2 separate regions of the Homo sapiens genome follow, and region 1 is linked to region 2. Evidence: read pairs that join two places in POLR2A ChIA-PET (ENCODE). Cell type or tissue: MCF 10A. All regions are shown on one strand. Each heading gives the region's core, and the rest is flanking DNA. Links, peaks and the distances in the headings are about the cores only. Region 1 overlaps PITX1-AS1 (PITX1 antisense RNA 1). Region 2 overlaps PITX1-AS1 (PITX1 antisense RNA 1).

What was found. Peaks named below come from ENCODE experiments on the same cell type or tissue, not always from the same donor. Only the 100,000 strongest peaks of a DNase experiment are listed, where the experiment ranks them.
Region 1: POLR2A ChIA-PET joins it to region 2 with 5 read pairs; 3 of 35 experiments call an interaction of 5 or more read pairs at or near these places.

Annotation. Positions count from the first base shown.
Region 1 is chr5:135,080,809-135,091,893 of GRCh38, reverse strand. The region is part of intron 2 of PITX1-AS1 (PITX1 antisense RNA 1); the gene reads right to left. Among named protein-coding and RNA genes, the nearest start is that of EPIST, 46 kb to the right of the region's middle. In MCF 10A, for the core only: no CTCF peak of the experiment used is centred there; a DNase peak (open chromatin) is centred at 6,093.
Region 2 is chr5:135,134,417-135,145,501 of GRCh38, reverse strand. All of the region lies in intron 2 of PITX1-AS1 (PITX1 antisense RNA 1), which reads right to left. It overlaps LOC124901072 (a long non-coding RNA gene), which reads right to left. Exons shown (of 2, transcript XR_007058944.1): 1 at 9,202-11,085; 2 at 8,448-8,591. Among named protein-coding and RNA genes, the nearest start is that of EPIST, 100 kb to the right of the region's middle. RefSeq lists enhancers at 9,285-10,167, 10,168-11,050. In MCF 10A, for the core only: no CTCF peak of the experiment used is centred there; DNase peaks (open chromatin) are centred at 3,951, 4,501, 5,471, 9,431 and 3 weaker places.

The DNA.
Region 1 (11,085 bases), core at 2,084-10,083, 54 kb after region 2:
TACAGTCATCCAGCTGGGATGGCAGAGGTGGAGGGGGTCCCATTCTGTCTGACTGCACAGCCCATCTTCAGGTTTCCATGGGCCATCTCCTGTCTGCACTCTGGTTTACCCATTTGTTAAAGGAGATGGTTGGAAAAAATGTTGCTCAAACCCCCTCCAACTCTCCTGTCAGCACTTATTCTGTTATGGGGTATCAGACCTTCCACTGGGCGCTTTGGTCAAGGTCTAGAATGGGTAACACAGATCCTGCACACCCCAAAGCAGATTCCAAAGGCAGCAGCATGGGGCCCATCTGGAACTCAGAATAGAGCCTTGCGCCTTCCTGCTCACAGGGTTTTCCCAACCCTTCAAGGCCTCCTCCTCCAGGAAGCCTGCACAGGCTTCACCATGACCCTGCATAGCCTGCACCATGACCATGTCCATGGCTGCTGTCTGGGCCTCACAAGACTGTCTTTAATTCCCAGGCCTCTGGTATTTGGCAGTGGGGACATACAAAGCGGCAGGAAATCTCTATCCTCCCAAGGGCAAGGATCCACTGTGATTGAAACAGACAGGACCCATTCCCCACTTGGCATCTTCAGAAAATGCAAGACTGGGCTGACTTCTCCATGGATCCCACTACTCCTGAGAACCACCTGGGGTGGGTGGCTGGGTAAAACTGTGGGGCTCCAGTCCAGGCTTCTAGGTGTGAATCTTGCGGGTGGGCCCTCAACCTTCAGGCTTAACCAGCACAGGATTTTACAATGGCATCAATGAAACTCACTGCCCTAGGACAATACATGCTGGTCTCTTCCCCTGTCCCTCCCACCTCACATCTTTGTTCCCACCTCCTACCTCCTCCTCTATATACATGAATCCAAACATGTAGCCTGTGGGAGCCCCACAAAATGCCACATGCCTATAACTATCCTTTATAATTGCACTTTTTAGTGCTTTTCACATTAATCTGACAATAATAAACCAGCATTTCAAGCTGCTTTTTATACCCCCAGGAACTAGAGGATCTGAAAACACATAGGGGTGAAAAGTGCACTGTTTCTAACTCACATCTTCTCAGGACCTGCCTTCTATCCATTGCCTTCTGATGTATGTTTTGCAGAGGTTAATATCAATAGATATTAGCTAAATGAATATATGAATGAATAAACAACCTTAAAGCAAGCCAGTCTCAAGCAGTTGATTTATTTCACATTGGTAGAATTTTAAAAGATTAGCAAATGTTCCAAGAAATGACTGTTACTGTTGGATGGCAGATGTGTTTTAATCTGTGATGACAGTTTGTCTTGTATTATAACCTGACATACCTTTTCCAACCAGGCATTGACTGGGTGCTGCAGTTTTCTGAAGACATCTCATTGCCCACTGCAACCAGATAGTCCTGACCCACTACAATTCAAAGCTGTTTCTTGGAGCTCAGCCCCACACAGCCCATCACCACCCAGGTACTTCAGACACCCTGTCTTCTTTTTTGTTTTGAATTAAAGCAAAACACTTATCATTTTAATTAGTAGTATGTATTTTTGTAAGAATGTCAAATGATACCAAAGTAAATGAAGTATACTGTGACAGCTCCAACCCCAGCCTGAGCACGGTGGACAGACAGGGAGGCCTCCTCCTTTCTTCTCAGGAGACCCTATGGCCTTCAACACTCTGCTGGCTCATTTGAAGTCACTGAGTACTTAACAGCTAGCACAATTCAGTTCCACCTGCAACTACCGAGAACGCAGGGGTCAACAGGTGCTGGGTGGCCCTCCATACCACTGTCCTCAACACCAAGACATCTCTGCCTGACTCCCCACAGCCACCTCTCCCCCATTCAAACCATCTCACTTATGGGACCTTATCATCTTTCTTCAACTTTTTTTTAACATTGACAGCAACTATAACAACACACCTGTTGGCCATTTGTCTGTCCTCTTTTGAGAGATGTCTGTTCTGGTATTTTGCCAGTTTTTAATTGGATTAGTTGGTTCTTTGAGTTCCTTGTATATTCTGGATATTAATCCTTTGTCAGATGAATAGCGTATTAGTCTCTTCTCATGCTGCTAACAGAGACATACCCAAGACTGGGTAATTTATAAAGGAAAGAAGTTTAATTGACTCACAGTTCAGCATGGCTGGAGAGGCCTCAGGAAACTTACAATCATGGCAGAAGGGGAAGCAAACACATCCTTCTTCACATGGCAGCATGAAGAAGTGCCGAGCAAAGGGGAAAAAGCCCCTTATAAAAACATCAGATCTCGTGAGAACTCACTATCAGGAGAAAAGCATGAAGGTAACCACCCCCATGATTCAATTACCTCCCACCAGGTCCCTCCCACTACACATGGGGATTATGGGAACTACAATTCGAGATGATATTTGGGTGGGGACACAGCCAAACCATATCAAATAGATTGCAAATATTTTCTTCCATTCTTCTGATTGTCCCTTTACTTTGTTGATTGCTTCCTTTGTGGTGCAGAAGCTTTTTAGTTTTATATAATCCTATTTGTGTATTTTTACTTTTATTGACTGTGCTTTTCAGGTCTTCTACATATGTCCAACAGGTATATGAAAAACTGCTCAACATCACTAGCCATCAGGGAAATACAAATCAAAACCACAATGAGATATCAACTCACCCCAGTTAGAATGGCTATTATCCAAAAGACAAAAGATAATAAGTGTTGGCAAGGATGTGGAGAAGGGGGAATTCTTATACATTGTTGGTGGGAATATAAATTAGTACAGCCATTATGGACGACAGTATGGCAATTCCTCAAAAAACTAAAAATAGAACTACCGTATGCTCCAACAATCCCTCTTCTGGGAATATATCCAAAGGGAGAAAGATCAGTGTATCAAAGACATACTTGCATCTCCATGTTTATTGCAGCATTATTCACAATAACCAAGATATGGAATCAACCTAAGTGTCCATCAATGGACACAGGGAAAATGTGATATATATCCACAATGGAATACTTTCCAGTCATAAAAGAGAATGAAATCCTGTCATTCAAAGCGACATGGATAAGCTTGGAGGACATTATGTTAAGTGAAATAAGCCAGGCTAGGAAAGACAAATACCACATGTTCGCATTCATATGGAGAAGCTAAAAACGCTGATTCCCTAGAAGTAGAGAGTAGAATAGTGGTTATTAGAGGCTGGGAGGTGGGGGAGCAGGAGATAGAGGTTGATGAATAGATACAAAATTACAGCTAGACAGGAGGAATAAGTTCCCATGTTCTAAGCACCATAAGGTGACTATAATTAATAACAATTTATTGCATACTTTCCAATAGCTAGAAGAGGAGACTTTGTTCCCAATGCAAAGAAATGATACACGTTTGACGTGATGAATATGCTAATTGCCCTGATTTGTTACTTATTGTATGTGTATATCAAAATATCATACTGTACCCCATAAATATGTATAATTATTATGTCAATTAAAAATAATAATAAAAGCAAAAAAAACTAGCAACACACCTCACTTCTCAATACTGATAAGAGTTCTCCATCCCCAGAAGGAGTTCTTCTATCCCTCCAACACCCAGCCCCTACCTGCTTTTTCAGACTGAGTCTCCTATTTCACTTCTGCACATCATCTGAACATCCCCTGGTCCCTTCTACAAGTCCCCACTTTCCTGTCTTCTTAAAATTGCTCAAGACTATCCCCCTGGAAGTCTTCTCCACCCCAACTTTGCAGGACCAAATCACTTCCTCATATTCTAAGCCTTACCCCATAGGCCACCTCCCTCATGAAGCCTTGCCTGATGCTACCAGCTGGAAGCAATGATTGATTGCTAAGCAAACTTGACCCTGGAGTGAGGCTCCTGAGACAGCCATGCTCTCTCACCTGGCCTGCACCATGCTCCTGGCCAATTCAGGCGCTGTGGCTGGTGCCCCAGCATAAGGTTCTGGACCAAGATGACTGATCCCTCTACAACTCCCCTTGCATGCTGGGTCCTCACTGTCAGAGTGGACTCTCCTAGCCAGGCACTGCTGGGGGTTAAAGGAAAAAGGCATCTAAAATCTTAGCCCAAAGCCCTATCCAAGGGACTCAACAGAATATGGCTTAACGTGGCCAATTTTTGTTCCTCTGAACAGCAAATGGATGCATTGAGCCTCCCTCTCTGCCAAAAGCTAAAGCCAAGTCCACAAGTCCACATTGTCCACAGACTGGCAGGAACAGGGGCCAAAAAGGGGGAGAGTTAGGCTGCCCCATACCCTGTAAGGTCCTAGAACACCACCCACACCTAAATAGCTTAAATTGGGTTTGGTGTGCCTTGAATTTCAGCTTGTACTCCAAAGTTCTAGTACCCCGAGGGATACTGGTCTAATGAGGCAGCCCTCAGGCTGATGGTCAGAACACCATCCCTGAGAGAAGTGAGTTTGTCAAACAATCCAGTCATGGGGCAGAGCCTAGAGGCTGGGACAACCCTCCTCCCCTCAGCCAGTGCCCAGGATCTGCCAGCATCCATGAGGTGAGCCTAACCCCATGCAGCAAAATTCATCTTTCTGGGGCAAGTCCCTCCTTGCTTCTGCTTGCTCTTGCCTACTCTACCTCCAGCCCCTTCAACCTAACTTCAGCTGGAGCTATGCAAGAGCATCTACTACACACATGTGCACACGCCCCACAGGTAGACAGACACAGGTGAGCCGTGGCAGCCTCCTGGGCAGGACCACCCTTTGCCCAGGTGGGGCTGGTCCAGGTGACTCAAGAGCAACAGCTTAGGGGGAAGAGCCAGAGGTAGGCAAGCAGATAGGGGTGACTCCCACGATGGTGACTCCCATTGCTCTGTCCAGACCTCTCTACTGAGCCCCACCCAAAGGCCCACTCCTCACCTCCTACTGGATGAACCTCAAACATGGCTCATCAAAATGGAACTCATTTGTCTCCCTTCCAGACCAGCTCCTCCACCAGCACCTCCAACTCTGGAGTGGCTCTGCCCTCATGCAAGCCCCTCCTCCTCCCTCTCCTTTAGCATCCATCCCATTGGCAAGTCCTGCCCCTCCTACCCTGGTTCTCTTCATGCCCCTGACACTGCTCCCACCAGGATCCCAGCAAGAGTGACTGAACCAGTTCCCCCTTCTAGACCCTTCTTCCACACAGTGGCCACGGTGATCTTCAAATGCAAATCTGACCCAATGTGCCTATAACCAAAGCCCCCTCCAGGTACAGTCCCCTGGGTAGCTCATGGGGGCTGCAGCTCCAGCCCCTCTCACCTGCCCCACCCAGCTCTCACTCCTCCTCCTTTCACTCTCTTCTCCAGCCACGCTGACCTTCCCTGCACCGCCCCCATCATAAGGCCTCTGCACATGCTCTTCCCCTGCCACAGTCACTCTTCCCAGCCCCTTGGCCTAGCCCGCAGTCTTCGTGCTTCAGGTCTACTTTCATGCAGGACGACGCCTCCCTGACCACACTACTCCGTGCCCAGCCCCGCATGCCACCCTGCTCATCCCTCCATCCCCCTCACTGCACCACCCAGTACCAGAGAGCCCATCCCATCCTCAGAGAACTTTCTACTGGACTGTGAGCTCCCTGAGGGCAGGCATTGGACTCTGCCCTGCTCCTCACCGCTACCCCATGCCTGGTTGACAGCAGGAAGCTGTGTGGGGGCTGAACAAGTGAAGGAGCCACTGACGGGGCAGGAAGTGGAGGTGGGCAAGCACTGTGAGGGCTGAGGCCTGTCCACTGTGTGTAGGGGATGCCCCTCAATGCCCCGGGACATTCCCTCCCCGGGGCTGGTCACTGGGGGAAGACATCCCCTCTGGGGATGCACCACGGGGCTGGTGCAGGAAAGGGAGGTGAACCATGAGACAGGAAGGTTCTCCAGCCGGGCCCCAGCCCGGAGTCAGGAGCACACAGCGCAGGCAGGTCCAGTCTCCCCTCAGCTGCCCACAGCCCCGTCCAACCCACTAGGAAAATATTCTGCACAGAGGACACTCCTAGAGGAGGAGGAGGCTGTGCTCACACAACATGGCCTTGCCTCTGGGGGTCAATGCCTTGTGTCTGACCCAAACCCAAACCAACCAACCCGGCCTGCCCCAGAGCTTCCTGCTCTGGATTTCTGGGCTTCTCCTGCTCCTTCAGGTTCCACCCAAATTCCTTAGGTCTGACTATTCCCTGAGTCTATCAGGGCACAAGTCAGGGAAGTAGGGCTGAGAGGTAAAGCACAAGTCACAGACTCAATGCCCCCTCCCCACGGACCAGACCCCAGCCCCCTACCTAGAGCCCCCACAGCTGAGTGGTCCTCCCATGACTCAGGGATGCCCCTCCCCAGCCAGAGACCCTGGGGTGGGCTGGAGGGTAACATCAGCCCAACGGTCAAGGGCAAAGTGCCAGCTCCACTTGCCACGGTATTATTAAAAGTCAACTGTCTCCCAGGGTGGTGGTTACATGGTGTTTACTTTATAATAATTTGTTAAACTGAATATTTTCTATATGTGTTATATTTCACAATTTTGCAAAGTTTTTTTTTTTTTTTTTTAAGGCAACTGCCTTCATGGAATGCAAACCCTTGTGAATGCCAAAACTCAGGCCAATGCCAGAACTACCCACCAGGCTTCAGGCACTGATGGAGCCATGTGTGGAGCCACCTAAGAGGGCCACACTGCCCTCGGGGCCTGTCACTGCAGGCCAGTGCTAATGAGGGAGGAGGCTGTGCTGACTCCCAATTAAGCGACTTTGCTCCAAGGAATCAGAGAAATCTGGGAGGGTGGCACACACTGCTCTCTGGACTACCCCACCCTCACCCCATGCCTCTGCCCACTATCCACACAGCCTCTGGACCCCAGAGACCCATGACACCCAGGCAGCAAAGCCAGGGATGAAGTGGGGTCTGAGGCCTCCCTTCTGAAAGAGAAAAAGCTGCACAGAAAGCCAACAGTTCACAGGGGCATCACACTGGCCACAGACACACAGAAAAAGGCTTAGCCCTGCTATTCAAAGAAAGGCGAGTCAAAGCACCATCAGATACCATTTCACCCAACTAACTGGCAACAACTAAAAAGAGCGGTAAAGGCAGGAGCAGGAAAGGAGAAAAGCCCTCTCACTCGCCGAGGAATGGAGTACACGCTGGCCCACCTCTCTCGAGAGCAATCTGACACTATCCTAGCCAAGCATGCCCATCCAGCAATCCCACTTCAAGAAAATGCCTAAGGAGACAAAAGGACAGGTTTGCAAAGATGTGGGTACACTCATATTCAGAGTAGCAAAAAGTCGAAAGTATCCTAAATGTTCATTAATAAGAGACTAGGCATGTAAGTTATGGTATGATAGAACATTCTGCTCCTTATTCAAAAGAAAGTAGTAGCTCCTTAAATACCATTGAAAGACATCCAAGACTTGGTGTTGGGGGAAAAGACTGGTTACAGAACATTGTAGTGTAATGTGATCTCATGTATATTTGCAAAGTGTGTGTGTTTATATACGTGAGTATTTATTTCAGCATACACATGCATATAATTCACAAAGGCAAAACTATCTGGAAGGATAAATACTTAAGAGTAGCTATGGAGAGGGCATATTATGAGGGAAGTTCACTTGCTCTGGATGGTTTTGATTTTTATAATGACCATGTACTATCAAAGAAGTGATAAAGACATCCCATTAAAGTAAAGCACTATGTACCCCCAAAAGGCCTAAATCCACAAGGATAGGAAGAACATAAGAGAAAACCATAGCAACAAAATGTTGGAAACTGGAAAGCAGATGGATGAGGGGAACTGACTTAACAGACCTAAGTAAACTAAATCCTAAGTCAGCAGTGAAGAAAGCCAAAAAGCCACCTGACATTTGCCATAGAATTATACAAAGCCTTAGGAATTAGAGGCACCAGAGACCTGTGGGAGGAGGGGTTGAGAACAGGAGGGCCGGCTGAAAGCCCTTATCATCAGCCTTTAGAGGTACAGGTACCCTCTCCAACTCCCTGCAGCCAAGTGACTGCCCCCCTCCCTGCTGATAGAAGACTGGAGGATTTTCTGGGAAGAGTTAAACAGAAGGACTCTGGTTTGGGGGACACCAAGGACAGATGAGAGGTAAAGTACCATACTGAAAACAGAGGAAGTGAGTGAAAGTTTACATTCTGAATGTCAAGGCCCCCTTGACTTTTTCCCCCATCAGATTCACATAAGGCTGGCAGCTAGGTGAATGTCCTTAAATCTGCAGAATGGGAGGGGGCTTCTCTGAGTCCTCCAGCCAGTCCTAGAAAAAAGAGTTAGAAGTTCCCCCAAAAAGATTGCTGTTCTGTGAACAACACAAACACAGTGTTCCAACCAGTTTGTTAGTGAATATGAAAGCACAGGCAAGAAATACGAGACACCATCTCACACCAGTTAGAATGGCAATCATTAAAAAGTCAGGAAACAACAGGTGCTGGAGAGGATGTGGAGAAATAGGAACACTTTTACACGGTTGGTGGAACTGTAAACTAGTTCAACCATTGTGGAGGTCAGTGTGGCGATTCCTCAGGGATCTAGAACTAGAAATACCATTTGACCCAGCCATCCCATTACTGGGTATATACCCAAAGGACTGTAAATCATGCTGCTATAAAGACACATGCACACGTATGTTTATTGCGGCATTATTCACAATAGCAAAGACTTGGAACCAACCCAAATGTCCAACAATGATAGACTGGATTAAGAAAATGTGGCACATATACACCATGGAATACTATGCAGCCATAAAAAATGATGAGTTCATGTCCTTTGTACGGACATGGATGAAATTGGAAATCATCATTCTCAGTAAACTATCACAAGAACAAAAAACCAAACACCGCATATTCTCACTCATAGGTGGGAATTGAACAATGAGATCACATGGACACAGGAAGGGGAACATCACACTCTGGGGACTGTTGTGGGGTTGGGGGAGGGGGGAGGGATAGCAGTGGGAGATATACCTAATGCTAGATGACGAGTTAGTGGGTGCAGCACACCAGCACGGCACATGTATACATATGTAACTAACCTGCACAGTGTGCACATGTACCCTAAAACTTAAAGTATAATAATAAAAAAATTAATTAATTAATTAAAAAAAGAAATACGAGACATTAGAAGAAATTATCTAATATGAAAGAGAACAAAGGAAACAGAATAACAAAGCTATTTGGAGGAAAGATTCAATGCAAGAAGACAAAACTTTAAAGAATAGTGAATGCAATGAGAAATGATCTTGCTTCCATGAAACAAGATAGGATGCTACAAGGCAACAACATCATTCAGAGAACCAAAAAGAGTTCTTGGAAATTAAAAATATGATAGCAGAAATGAAAAACTCAGTAAGGGGGATAAAAGATAGTGTTGAAAGACTCTCCCAGAAAGAACAGTAAAAAGAAAATTAGAGGACTATGCTAAGAAGTCCAATATCCAAACAATCAGATATATCAATTATTGCCACAAAAATTCTTAATAACAACAATATCACAGTGGCTTACAACAACAAGCATTTATTGCTCATGTATCCAGATGTCTGCTTACGTTGGCTGCTCCACCTGTCTCTCATACCTTCCTGGAACCAGTGGACTAACCTGGGCATGTTCCTCTCATGGCAATGGGGGCAGGCAAGAGCAAGCAAGCTCAGTCACCTTCAGTGGCTTTCAGTCCTCTACTTGTATTGATTACCAACATCCCCTTGGCCCAAAGCAAGACATATGGCTGAGCCCAGAGTCAGAGTAGTCAAAGTTACATGGCAATGGGCATGGAGACAAGGAACAGGTTGTTTTTACAACCTGCCACATAAGAGTTCAAAAAGGGAGGCAGAAAATAGAAAGGACAGGAAGATAGATAGATACATAATTCTAGTAGATTTCCTAAAACTAAAGGACATGAGTTTCCCAACTGAATAGCCCACTGAGTGCCTAGCAATGAAACAAAATAGAATTATATCAAAATCATACCAAATGTCAGTTTCAGAACATTGGGAACTGATATGATTTGGCTCTGTATCCTCACCCAAATCTCATCTCGAATTGTAATCCCCACACGTCAAGGGAGGGACCTGATGGGAGGTGACTGGATCATGGGGGTGGTTTCCCCCATGCTGTTCTTGTAATAGTGAGTTCTGATGGTTTTATAAGTGTTTGGCAGATCCTCCATCACAAGCTCTCCTCTCTTCTACCACCTAGTGAAGAAGGTACTTGCTTCTCCTTCGCCTTCTGCCATGATTGTAAGTTTCCTGAGGCCTCCCCAGCCATGTGGAACTGTGAGTCAATTAAACCTTCTTTCTTTATAAATTACTCAGTCTCTGGCAGTTCTTTATAGCAGGGTGAAAACGGACTAATATGGGTCCAAAAAAAAAAGGTCCTAAAAGCCTCTAGAGAGAAAATAATGACAGGTTTCACACAAAAGATCATGAATCAAAATGGCATGAGAATTTTCAACACCCACATCAAAAGCTAGTAGGTAATGGAGAAAACCTTCAAAATTCTTAAGGAAAATTACTTCCAAATTGGAATTCTATACCCAGCCAAACTATCAAATTAAGTGTGATAGGAAAGTAAAGAGTTTATAACATGTAAGTGCCTTTAAAAACATTACCCGCAACACACTCTTTCTTGGGAATCCACAGGGAGTATGCTCTGACAAATGAGGGAGTAAACCAAGCAGGAAAGCATGGGATTCAAGAGACAGGAAATCCTACTTGGAAGATAAATAAAACTAATTCCCAGGATAATGGTGAAGGAACATCTCAGGAATACATATGTACACCCAGCATAGAGGGCAACCAGCCCAGACCAGAGCAAGTCTGAATGTTCCAGGAGAGATTTTTCTCAGAAACATTAACCTAGTAAATACCTAATGCATCTAAATACATTGAGAGGAGACTTATACAACCAGAGAACAGTGTGCAAACAAAATAATGACAAATACACAGAAAACTAAGCACATAACAATAATTATTAACTGTGGGGGAACAAAACATTGTGTAGCCAAAAGAAAATGCTCATAGTCTAATATGACATAGCCCAAATAACTGATTTATCAAAACACAGAACCCTTTGGGGAGCACAGGGGAGTATCATGAGGGCATGGGATGGAGCATGTGGGTGAGGAGTATAAAAGAAAGCCGGAGGCTAATCTCC
Region 2 (11,085 bases), core at 1,983-9,982:
TATTTTCCAAATGACCAATGAATGTTACAAACACAGCCACAGTTAAAATTCTACACCACAACTAACCTTTAAGAATGCACTAATGTTGAGTTCTGGTGTGGTATCAAAGGGTATCTACAATTAACTTAAAAGCTTATTAAAATACTCTTTCCCTCTTCCAACTACACATCTGAACAAAACCAGACTTTCTTCAATACTTTAAATCAAAACATATCACAACAGACTAAAAACAGAAACAGTTGAGAAGACAGCTGTCCTCTATTAAGCTACACATTAGGAAGAATTGCAAAAATATAAAATTATTTTTTCACTAAATGCTTTGTTTTGGGATGTAGTTCTACCTTTTTTTTTTTTTTTTTTTGAGTCTTGCTCTATTGCAAAGGCTGGAGCACAGTGGCAAGATCTTGGCTCACTGCAATCTTCGCCTCCCAGGTTCGAGTGATTCTCATGCCTCAACTTCTCAAGTAGCTGGGATTACTGGCGTGTGCCACCAGGCCCAGCTAATTTTTTGTGTATTTTTAGTAGAGATGGGGTTTCACCATGTTGGCCAGGCTGGTCTTGAACTCCTGGCCTCAAGTGATCCGCCTGCTTCGGCCTCCCAAAGTGCTGGGATTACAGGAATGAACCACTGTACCCAGCCTATATCGACATTTTCATAAAATTATATACTTAACATATAATTATTTTAAATTAATATTCTAAGATTTTCTCAGTATTAATCTCTCTATAGTAAATATCAATAGATAGAATCCACATAAGTTCTTTGGGATTCTCAATGATTTTTAAGAGTGTAAAGATGTCCTGAGGCAAAAGAAGACCTGAAACCAAAATATATTAGAACTGCTGGCATCAAAATAAAATGACAAAAAGATGAAAAAGAGAAAAAGTTAGTGAAGCAATCAATTCAGGAGGTTTAATGTTAAAAAAGAACAACTCCGGAAAAAGAGAAAACAGAGTGCATGAAGAGGGCAACTTTTATCAAATAAATAACACAAATCCCTGGTATTGAAGTCTGGAGATTTAAAAGGAGCTGCACCAAGTGCCCAAAACATTGAATTTAAAAATTCATCTTGAATGATGAAAATGCTATATTTCAATACCCTGGTTATAAAGGATCTATCCTCAAAGTTTCTGGGTGGGGGTGGTGTAGAAATTATCATGTTCCAAACATATGAGAAAAGCTCATCATCACTGGTCATTAGAGAAATGTAAATCAAACCACAATGAGATACCATCTCATGCCAGTTAGAATGGTGATTATTAAAAAGTTAGGAAACAACAGTGCCGGTGAGGCTGTGGAAAAAAATAGGAACGCTTTTACACTGTTGGTGGGAGTGTAAATTGGATCGATTATCATGGAAAACAGTGTGGTGATTCCTCAAGGATCTAGAACCAGAAATGCCATTTGACCCAGCAATCCCATTACTGGGTATATACCCAAAGGATTATAAATCATTCTACTATAAAGACACATGCACATGTATGTTTATTGCAGCACAAGTCACAATAGCAAAGACTTGGAACCAACCCAAATGCCCATCAATGATAGACTGGATAAAGAAAATGTGGCACATATATACCATGAAATACTACGCAGCCATAAAAAAGGATGAGTTCGTGTCCTTTGCAGGGATGAAGCTGGAAGCCATCGTTATCAGCAAACTAACACAGGAACAGAAAACAAAACACTGCACGTTCTCATTCATAAGTGGGAGTTGAACAATGGAACACATGGACACAGGGAGGGGAACATCACACACCAGGGCCTATCAGGGGTGGGGGGCAAGGGGTGGCAGAGCATCAGGAGAAATACCTAATGCATGTGGGGCTTAAAACCTAGATGACAGGTTGATAGGTGCAGCAAACCACCATGGCACATGTATGCCGTGCTTCCTACATAACAAACCTGCACATTCTGCACATGTATCCCAGAACCTAAAGTAAAAATTAAAAAAAAGAAATTATTGCGTTCCAAAGACTGGGACACAGAGAAGCATGCAACTTCTCAACAGTCATGCAGGAGGCTGGAAGACCAGTTTCTAAGTGAAAGTAATTTCAACACAGGACTTTACATTCAGCCAAACTATTAATCAAGTATAAAAGTATAACAGGCTGGGCATGGTGCCTCATGTTGGAATCCCAGCGCTTTGGAAGGCCAAAGCAGGAGGATAACTTAAGGCCAGGAGTTTGAGATCAGCCTGGGCAACCTAGCAAGACCCCATCTCAATGAAAAAAAACTTTAATTAGCTGGATGTGGTGGTGTAAGCCTACAGTCCCAGCTACTTAGGAAGCTGAGGTAGGAGGATGGCTTGAGCTCAGGAGATCGAGGCTGCAGTGAGCTATGATCACACTAATGCACTCCAGCCTGGATGACAGAGCGAGGTCCCATCTCATTAAAAAAGAAAAAAAAAAGTAAAACAGATTTTCAAACATGCAAGATCTCAAAGATTTTGCCTTCCATGGACCCTTTCTTTGGAAGACACTGGAGGATGCACGTCTTGAAAGTGAGGGAGTAAATGGAGAGAGAAAGCCACAGATTTCAGGAAATGGGCGATTCAACAGGGTTCCCCAGATGATGGCGAAGGGAGGACTCAGATGAGTAGCGGGGCCCAGAGAACAACTCCCAACTAGGGAAAAAGGAGACAACTACCTGATGTGTTTGAACATCTTCAGAAAACATCTCCAGTTTAGCCAGAATGGGAGGATAAATAAATAACAGAAAACTAAGCAAATGACAAAATCAGATACTATGCACCTAATTCCAAGGAAAACAAAACATCTTTGAGGAAAATGAAAATGTGATTCCAGTACACTACACAGCTCCACCGTGGGTATTTGCACAGTGAGGCCTGGAGGCAGCTGTGCTTTGGGGAAGGGGGAGTGTGTGGGTATCTATTTGGTCAGAAGAGAACTGGTATGAAAAACTTACTCCCTGTCCTCTATAATTGAAAGTCAATAGATAATAACTAAAATTTAAAAATCAAGAAAAAGGTGAGATAAGTAATCTTTTTAAGAAATATGGTAATCATCAAAAACACTAAAAGGATTTTAAAAAAAACTTAATTTAAAAAAGGATTAAAAAGTTACCGATAGAAAGCAGAAACCAGGCAGGGAGGGCCATGGGCCCAGCGGGGCTGCTGCTTCTCATGAGAAACTTATTGCTGCTGGGCTATGAATATGTACTCCTTTGACAAAAATCAAAAACTACTAGGGCACCAGAGGAGCCTAACTTTCCTCCTCACAGTCTTAGCCTAATAAACATTCAGTGGGTTTTTACTGACTTCTACCCACTAGCCACGGGGCCAGCCAGGACTGAGTAGGAAGCATGGCATGATTGGGAGTGCCGAAGTTCAGGTCTCTCATCTAAAGGCACCACCTGCCTCCTGCAGCTGATACCTGAAGCCACCCAATAAGCCCTGTCGTCATCCTCACCCCTAACTGAACTCCAAATACAGGGCCTGGCTCATAGCGAGTGCCCGGTAAACATGACGTCACCCCAAGACCTAGGCACTATTGTTTATCTTTTTCCGGGCGAGGCTGATGCTCAGAGAGGTCAAGAAATGTGGCCTGCCGTCTAGGCTTACTGAGTTTGCAGGTTTCAACCTAGGTGCTCAGTGTATCTCTCAGAGCCATGTTAAACTTCAGAGCTAGTCCCTGCCTCTCCCTGAGGCTTCCACACCCTCACCCCCAAACCTCAGAGCCACCTGCTCGCCTGACACCCTCAGCATCCCAGGTGCCCTCAACAATTCACGCACATTTGGGAGAAATTGAGGGCATGTCCCACTGGAGCCTCCCCATCGTGACAGGAAAGGGGCAGGACAGGCATCATCACACCTCATGTGACAGAGGAGGAAACTGAGGCCAGAGAGAAGGAGGGGCCTGCCTGAATCATGTAACAGGAACCCAGGTGGCCTGACTCACCTTCTGGCACCCCTTCAGTGATCCTCCAAGTAGGCCCCTCCTTGTCCTATTCTAAGCTCTGGGCTTGGCCTATTTTCAAGGAAGAACCGCCCACAAGTCCCCAAAGTCCAGCTCTGTGTTTACTCTTCAGTGAAAATGGTGGCAAATGTATGCAAAACAGATGCTGTGACACATGGTTTGTTGTCAAGAGCAGAGGTCAGAGGGCAGGAGGACTTGTTTGTAGGGGACAGATTGAGGTCTGATAGCCAAGACATTCAGGGTGGGGAGTCTGCTGGGACCCACAAGCTTTAAGGGAAACATCTGACTTCCCAGAGGGGTACAGAGCTGTTCCTGGAGACCAAGGTGGAGCCAGGGATCAGCAGGTGGGGAGGGCACAGAGGACAGCCAGCATCCCCACGCCAAGTACTGTGTCATGTCTCTGCCCCATACCCCCACAGCAGGCAGCCCAGCTGGGCACAAGGAAGTACCCTACCCCCACCCTTGTTAGAGTCACTGATGCTGGAACCATTCCGCCTGAGCGTCTTCCCCAATGCTGAAGACACGTCATACCCAGGGCTGGACCCAGAGTGGATGCTGGCAGATGCCTGCTGAATGAATCTGCAAATCCACAAAGCCAGGCACTGCTTCATGTGGCAGCAAGCCGGCTCTGCCCATATTATAGGAGGCACCAGCTTCCTTCTCAAAACAAGGAAGTGGTTCCGTGGATATCGTGAATCCTCTTTCATCCTCTGAAAGGCATGAATCACAAGTTCTCAGACCCAGCAAAGTTGTGTAAAGGATTCCCACCAAAGCCCATGCACTTCTCTCTTTCTTGATCAGTTGTCCTCCAAGTGCGATCCCTGGAACACAGAGTCACCTGGGACTTGTTAGAAATGCAAATTTTCAGGACCCACCCGAGACCTAATGAAGCAGAAACTCCAAGGGTGGGTGGGGGCCAGTGATCTTCTTTAACAGGCCCTGCAGGTGGTTCTAAGGCATGCTAGTTTGAAAACCACTGCTCTGAATAAAATCAACCAAAATAATACCCCTTGTGCAAAGCAGGGTTCTTGCTCCAAACAAGTGAAAAATAGCTGATATCCCAGATCACTCATCATTAGCATCAAATCAAATTCCTCCAAAATCAGTTATTCAGCATCTGTTCTACATATATCTGTGTAAACCTACAGAAAAATGTGAGTGCATATAAGATACGACAAAGGGAGGGAAAATAAATGAGTTCACAACTTGTTACAGTTAGGCATGTATGTTTATGTTTGTGTATTTTTCCTACCTATTCACTGAGATCTCAAACTTCCTGAGCGTAGGACTCAGCTTTCCTTGGAACATCGGCCCAGTCCTAGGGACTTTGCAGAGAGGGTGGCTCAGTCCACTCTAGGGGACCCAGCAGAGTTCAAATCCAGCCCCTGACCCCAGGGGCTCACACCAAGTCTTGTCTGAAAACTCCTCCAGAGGATGTACGACTCTTCCCTCCTCAACATTTCTTGCTACACTCCTTTGCCCTCTTCCCACTCAATGAGTCATATCACATACCCTGTTATTGTGAAATCCCAGAGCATATTTCTCCTGTTCCACTTTCCATCCACAGCCTCTGATTGGGCCTGTGCACCTGGCTCCTCCCACCTCTCTTCCCTGACCGACCTCTCCCCATCAGCTTCAAGAAGCTCGTCATTCAGGGTGCTTCACTGTCCTAGGGTCCCGCATTGTATGTCCTTGTTCCCATTTCACACTCTAATCCATTACAAGCCCATGGGAAGTTGAGGAAGAGTTGGCCCCCTGCCTGTGTTTTCCAAGTGGGTCCCCCCAGGAGCATGCCACAGGCAATCCCAGCTGGAGACCTGCGCCTGCACCATGGACCCCTCTGAAAGCCTCATGAAAGCATTCCAGGATGTAATAAACCCGTCAGGCCCTGGCTAATTTATATCGAAGCAGATGATTTCCCATTTTTTAGAATGTAAATGTTTAGATTGCAGCATTCCCCTGCCTCGGCATCTGAGGTCCTGGCACGTAAGTGATGAAATCGGCCACTTTTCCAGATGGATCCTTAGATGGAAGAGCCACCATGCCAGCATCCACCCACGGGAAGGATCCAGCTCTCAACAGGCACATGTACAAACCCCACACCAAAGTCAGTATACCAGCATTTGCTTAATGTCAAGAAGTCTCATCTGGCTTTCGCAGAGGATGGGAGGAGAAATAGAGCTTTCAAAGGCAGGGCTTCAGAGCAGAGACAGCAACTGAGATTAGCTAGGTATTCCAAGATCTCTTTCCTTTTATGCTTCTTTGCAAAAAGTTCCTCATTTACTCTGGCCTCAGATACATGTTATTAGATCTCTGTGTTGTATAAACAGGCAAGAGGAGTAGATTAGTGGAAATAAATATAACACAACCCAAGAAAACAGTTCAGCTTGGCCAGTCGAGCCCTGCACATCCCACTGTTCACTCTGTCCTGGGCTGTGTGCATTGACCCATGAGACCCTGCCACCAAACACCATGGGTGGCCCATCCATGAGGCAGCCTCCACCAAGGGAGCTCCTAGCCCAGGGAACCACAGATGTCTTCTTGGGTTCCAGGCACAGGAAAACCAGTTTCCCAAGACCAAGGGAACTCAGAAATGGCCCCTGTAATGAACCACTAGCATCCAAGGGCTCCAACTACTTCAACCAAAATACACCCATTGTCCTGGCACCATTTTCTATAGACAAGTGCCAATTCATGCACAATGTGAGCCCTACAAGCCACTCAGCCTTTTAGTTTCTTCACTGGCCAAATGAAGCTATCCTCTCCATCTCCTGACAATGATGGGAGAAGTCCAGATATGCTGCAAGGAAAGCTTGAGGGTCCTAAAAGGAACTCTAGGCTCAGATGGCTGCTTCACCCATCAAGAAGGCAACAGAATGCGGTACTTGGGCTTGGAAGTGAGTCACACTGCTGAGTTACAGTACACTGCCTCTAGGCTATATGTCTTTGGGCAAGTCACCTCACCTCTCTGAGCCTGACTTTCTTTATCAATAAGATAGAGATAATATAGTATCCATCTCTTAGGTTGTTATCAATAATTAACATGTATTGAGTATTTACTATCCTAATCCAGGTCAGATCATCTGAGAGCAGACTTCCTGCCTGGCCAAATGATCCACTCTCTTGAGCTCTGGATGGTGCCAGATGGTGCCAGGCAGCATTTGAGCAATATTTTCCAACATGAGACCTGCAGTGCATGGCTGAGCTGGGAGGAGGGCAGACACGAACCAGACCTGCTCCTTCATTTAAGCAACAGGCTCTGATTCACCTAGAGGGCCAGGATTCAGCCCGCGGCTCTCAGCTCCAGGCCTGTGCCACCCTTATCAGGAGTAGTAATGCTAGAAGGTTGGTAAAACAATCACTATGATCTGCACAACCAAGGTACCCCACCTGTCCTCAGGACCTATGGAAAAAACAGGAATCAAGGCAAGTTTGGGCTGCCCATTTACAGACACAGCACCTGAGCTTCTCTGAATCACCTGAGGGCAAGATTTTCAGGCAAATGCTCAAAAGCCCCTCAAGTTCCATCTCAGCTTTTCCCCAGGTCTGAAGCTCACTGGCAGCCTCAAGGAACTGAAAGGCTCACATCCACCTCTGCAGGATGACAAATCCAATGTCCCCTCCAGCCCTGAGGCTGGCGAGGACACCAGAGCAGCCATCTCCTGACTCAAGTCTCTGCAAACCAAGCCTTGTCCAGCTTCCCACTCAGGCTCATTCCCTCCTAATTCTGAGTCAAGGGGGAAATGCTGTGAGAATTAGCAAGGACCCCTTCTGGAGCCCCAGCCCCTCATTTGCAAACAGTTAGGGGCTTTCTCCCTTCCTTCCAGTATGACTGCCCCAAACATCTCCCGGCCACGGAAAATCCCTGCCTACTCCACCACTGGGCAGCCTGGCTAGAGATTTTATTCCATTAATTTTCATCCTGATAATTAGAAGCAGCTCTCCTCCCTGCTTCTGTAGGGTTTAATGAGCTACATAACGTCACATTTCCCACTGAGGCTGCTTAAACCTGCATTTCACTCCAGGGACGCTGCCACCCCATCCTGCCCTATCCCAAGCTACCCCAGGCCCTGACGGCAGCCAGTTCTTCTTCCTCTCTGGGGTCAAGCCTCCTCAGAGCAGGGCCCGGAGCTCCAGCCTCCACAGGGGCCTCTGACAAACCCCTTGGTAGAAAGCAGAATTGAATCATCTTTGGACCCATGTCCACATTATGGGTAATAAAGGCCTTTGTGTGCCTATAAAGCAAAATTCCTGCAAAGCCTTTCCATCTCAACATGCCACGTGCAACAAAATGAGTGCTGCTCGCACACGGCCCTTACACGTGCCAGGGTCTACCCACACGCGCTGCGACCAGGTGATACCTGCACCCACCTGACCTATGTATGCATGGGGTGCCAATCCCAGCCCTGGGACCTACCAGCTAACATGAGCCCATCACTTCATCTCACTGAGCCCTATTTTCCTGCTCTGGAACATGGGATAACAGAAGCACTTAATTCACCAGACTGTTACAAAAGTCCAACTTGCATTTTATTCATTCATTCAATTATTGAACAAACACCTGGTGAGTTCCTACCCTGTGCCATGCATGTTCTGCACACAGGAGATACCACACTGATTGTCAAGATCCATGCCACCACAGTGCTTCCATCCTAGAGGGAGGAAACACACACAAAACATGGAAAGAATGAATGAACTTAAATCTGAGATAATGAAGACAATGAGACCAGGGCCAAAGTAGTGTTGTGGGCGGGGGAGGGGGGAGGGGTGCTACTCCAGAGTGAGGATTAGGGTCATATGAGTTTATGCATGTGAGCACAGTATGGCTAGAACAGATATCTACTATAATAGTGTACTATTATGGTGTAGATGAGGTGCTATCCTGCATCACAGCACAACTAGGCTTACTGAATTGTGAGGTGCCTGCAAGACCCAAAAACTCGGGATGCCTCATGGGAGCTGATGGCATGCCTAGAGCTTTGCTGCTGCCACTTCATTATCTGGAATGATTTCTGGGGGGCTTATCCCAGAGGTAGATTATACTCCTCCCACCTCTACCACTGCCACCAAGTCCTCCTGCCTCCGCTCAGGGCGAGTCTGTAGGATCCCCAGTCCCTTCCCTGGTGATCTGTAAGGGCCAGGCCCATGCCTGTCCTGCTCAATGACCAGCACACAGCAGGTGCTCTGCACAAGTGAAGGAGCTGAGCTTGAATCAGGTGGTGCTGCAAGTGTGACCCAGCTCAGCCCCCAAAACAGACCTACCCCAGATGCAGGGTCCGAGGAAGGAAGCCACATTTTGTCCAGAACAACTGTAATATCCAGATAGGGCAAGAGACTCATGCCACGTCATATGCTGGTCGCAGTGCCAAGTCCCTTCTGGCTCCCCTTTCAATAATCTCGATTACTTCTGGCCCATCTTTCTTGTTGAGTCGAGCGCCACCCCCCTCCCACCCATTTCCCGCTCTGCCAAGACCGTGTCATCCACCTCAATAGCCAGCTCTGACGTTCCTCCAGCTCACCACACCCCGGCAATCAGGGCAGTGAGCCAGACCCACTAACCCCATGCAGCAGCTGATGCAACAGAGGTAGAGCAAGGTCACCAAGGAGCCACACCAGTGTGCAGTGTGTCCCAAGAGAGATGCTTCGGCCCATCTGTACCTCATCTCCTGCAGCATCAGGCAGGTCCATCTGACCCTGAGTGGACAGACTGGCCCTCCACTCCATGTCTGGCCATGGGCTGAGCAGCATGACGGGCCTGGGGACAAAGCAGCACTGCTCCTGCTGTCAGTGGAGGGAAGATGGCGATTGTGCCTTCATTTGGCAGACATCCTAGATCAACATCACAGGGTCGCTCTGCCAGAGGAAGTCATGCACAGCAAGAGTTACCTGTGAACAGGCCAGGAGAGAGCGTAAAAGGTGCACAGGTGGAAAGAAAGGAGCATATTTAGGAGGCAGGGGTGTCTAGGCTGGTGGGAGGGGGTTAAAGGTGGGATTGGCACCCCATGCATACACAGGTCAGGCAGGTGCAGGCATCACCTGGTCGCAGTGCGTGTGGGTAGACCCTGGCACGTGTAAGGGCCATGTGCAAGCAGCATTCCATTGCACATGGCATGTTGAGATGGAAAGGCTTTGCAGGAATTTGGGGGCCACCAACAATGCTGGCCCCAGCCTGACAATGCTGACAAGGGCTGAGCTGGGTGTAGCAGGTCAGGATGCAGCCACCCAACAGTTAACCCAGAGTGAATCAGGCAGGGGACAACAGTACAGCAGCACAGCAAGATGGGAGAAGCCTGTCCTGAAGCCACAGCAGAACTGAGTCCCAAGAGTCAAGCGCAGCAGCCTTCACAGAGCCTGGGGCATGGGACGTGTGGTGGCACTGAGCCACAGGGATACTATCCTGTGCCAGCCGCCTGCTGTGTTGGGACACTCTTCCTCTCCTGCCCTAGTGACCACTCAGAAACCCAGAGCCGGGGCAGGACTGCAGCTGGTCATCCATTTGCCAGGGGGACCCCCAGCTCAGTGGGGAGAATAGGGTGGCCACTTCCCTGAGGAAACCCCACCAGGGCACGGGAGAGTGGATCTTCTAAAGGGTGCAGGGCCACGACATGGCATGGCATGGCCCTGCCCAGGTTGCCCAACCTGCTGCAGAGGACAGAGAACAAGCACTGTCACACCCTGTGTGGGTTGGGCACCCTTCCTCTCCAATCTCCAGTGCTCTGGGCAGTTTGACAAAGCTGCCTAGCCCCAATTTTCAATGAGGTGAGGCCTCGTGTGTCAGGGCACAGGCACCCATCAGGGCTGGACCCTCAGACCACACCCCTATCATCTGGCAAACACCTGGAGCCCTTTGGCAGCCACCTCAGGTCACAGCTGCTCTAGACGCCAGTCTGCAGGGTCCCAAAAAAACTCTAACAACTAACTGGAAAAACCTACACCTGCCCTTTGTTTCTGGAATGGAACGGCTGGGGTCAAGCCACCCCTGCTAACACACCCCCAGAGATGGGAGGTGTGTTAGCTGGAACGAGGGACCAGAGAGCTGACAGAGGAGAGATGGGAGGTGGCCCCAAGGTGGCCAGGCCTATGGATGGACACTCTGATAGGCAGAGGTTCCTCCTCCCCGTGAGCTGGCATCGGTCTGCATAGAGC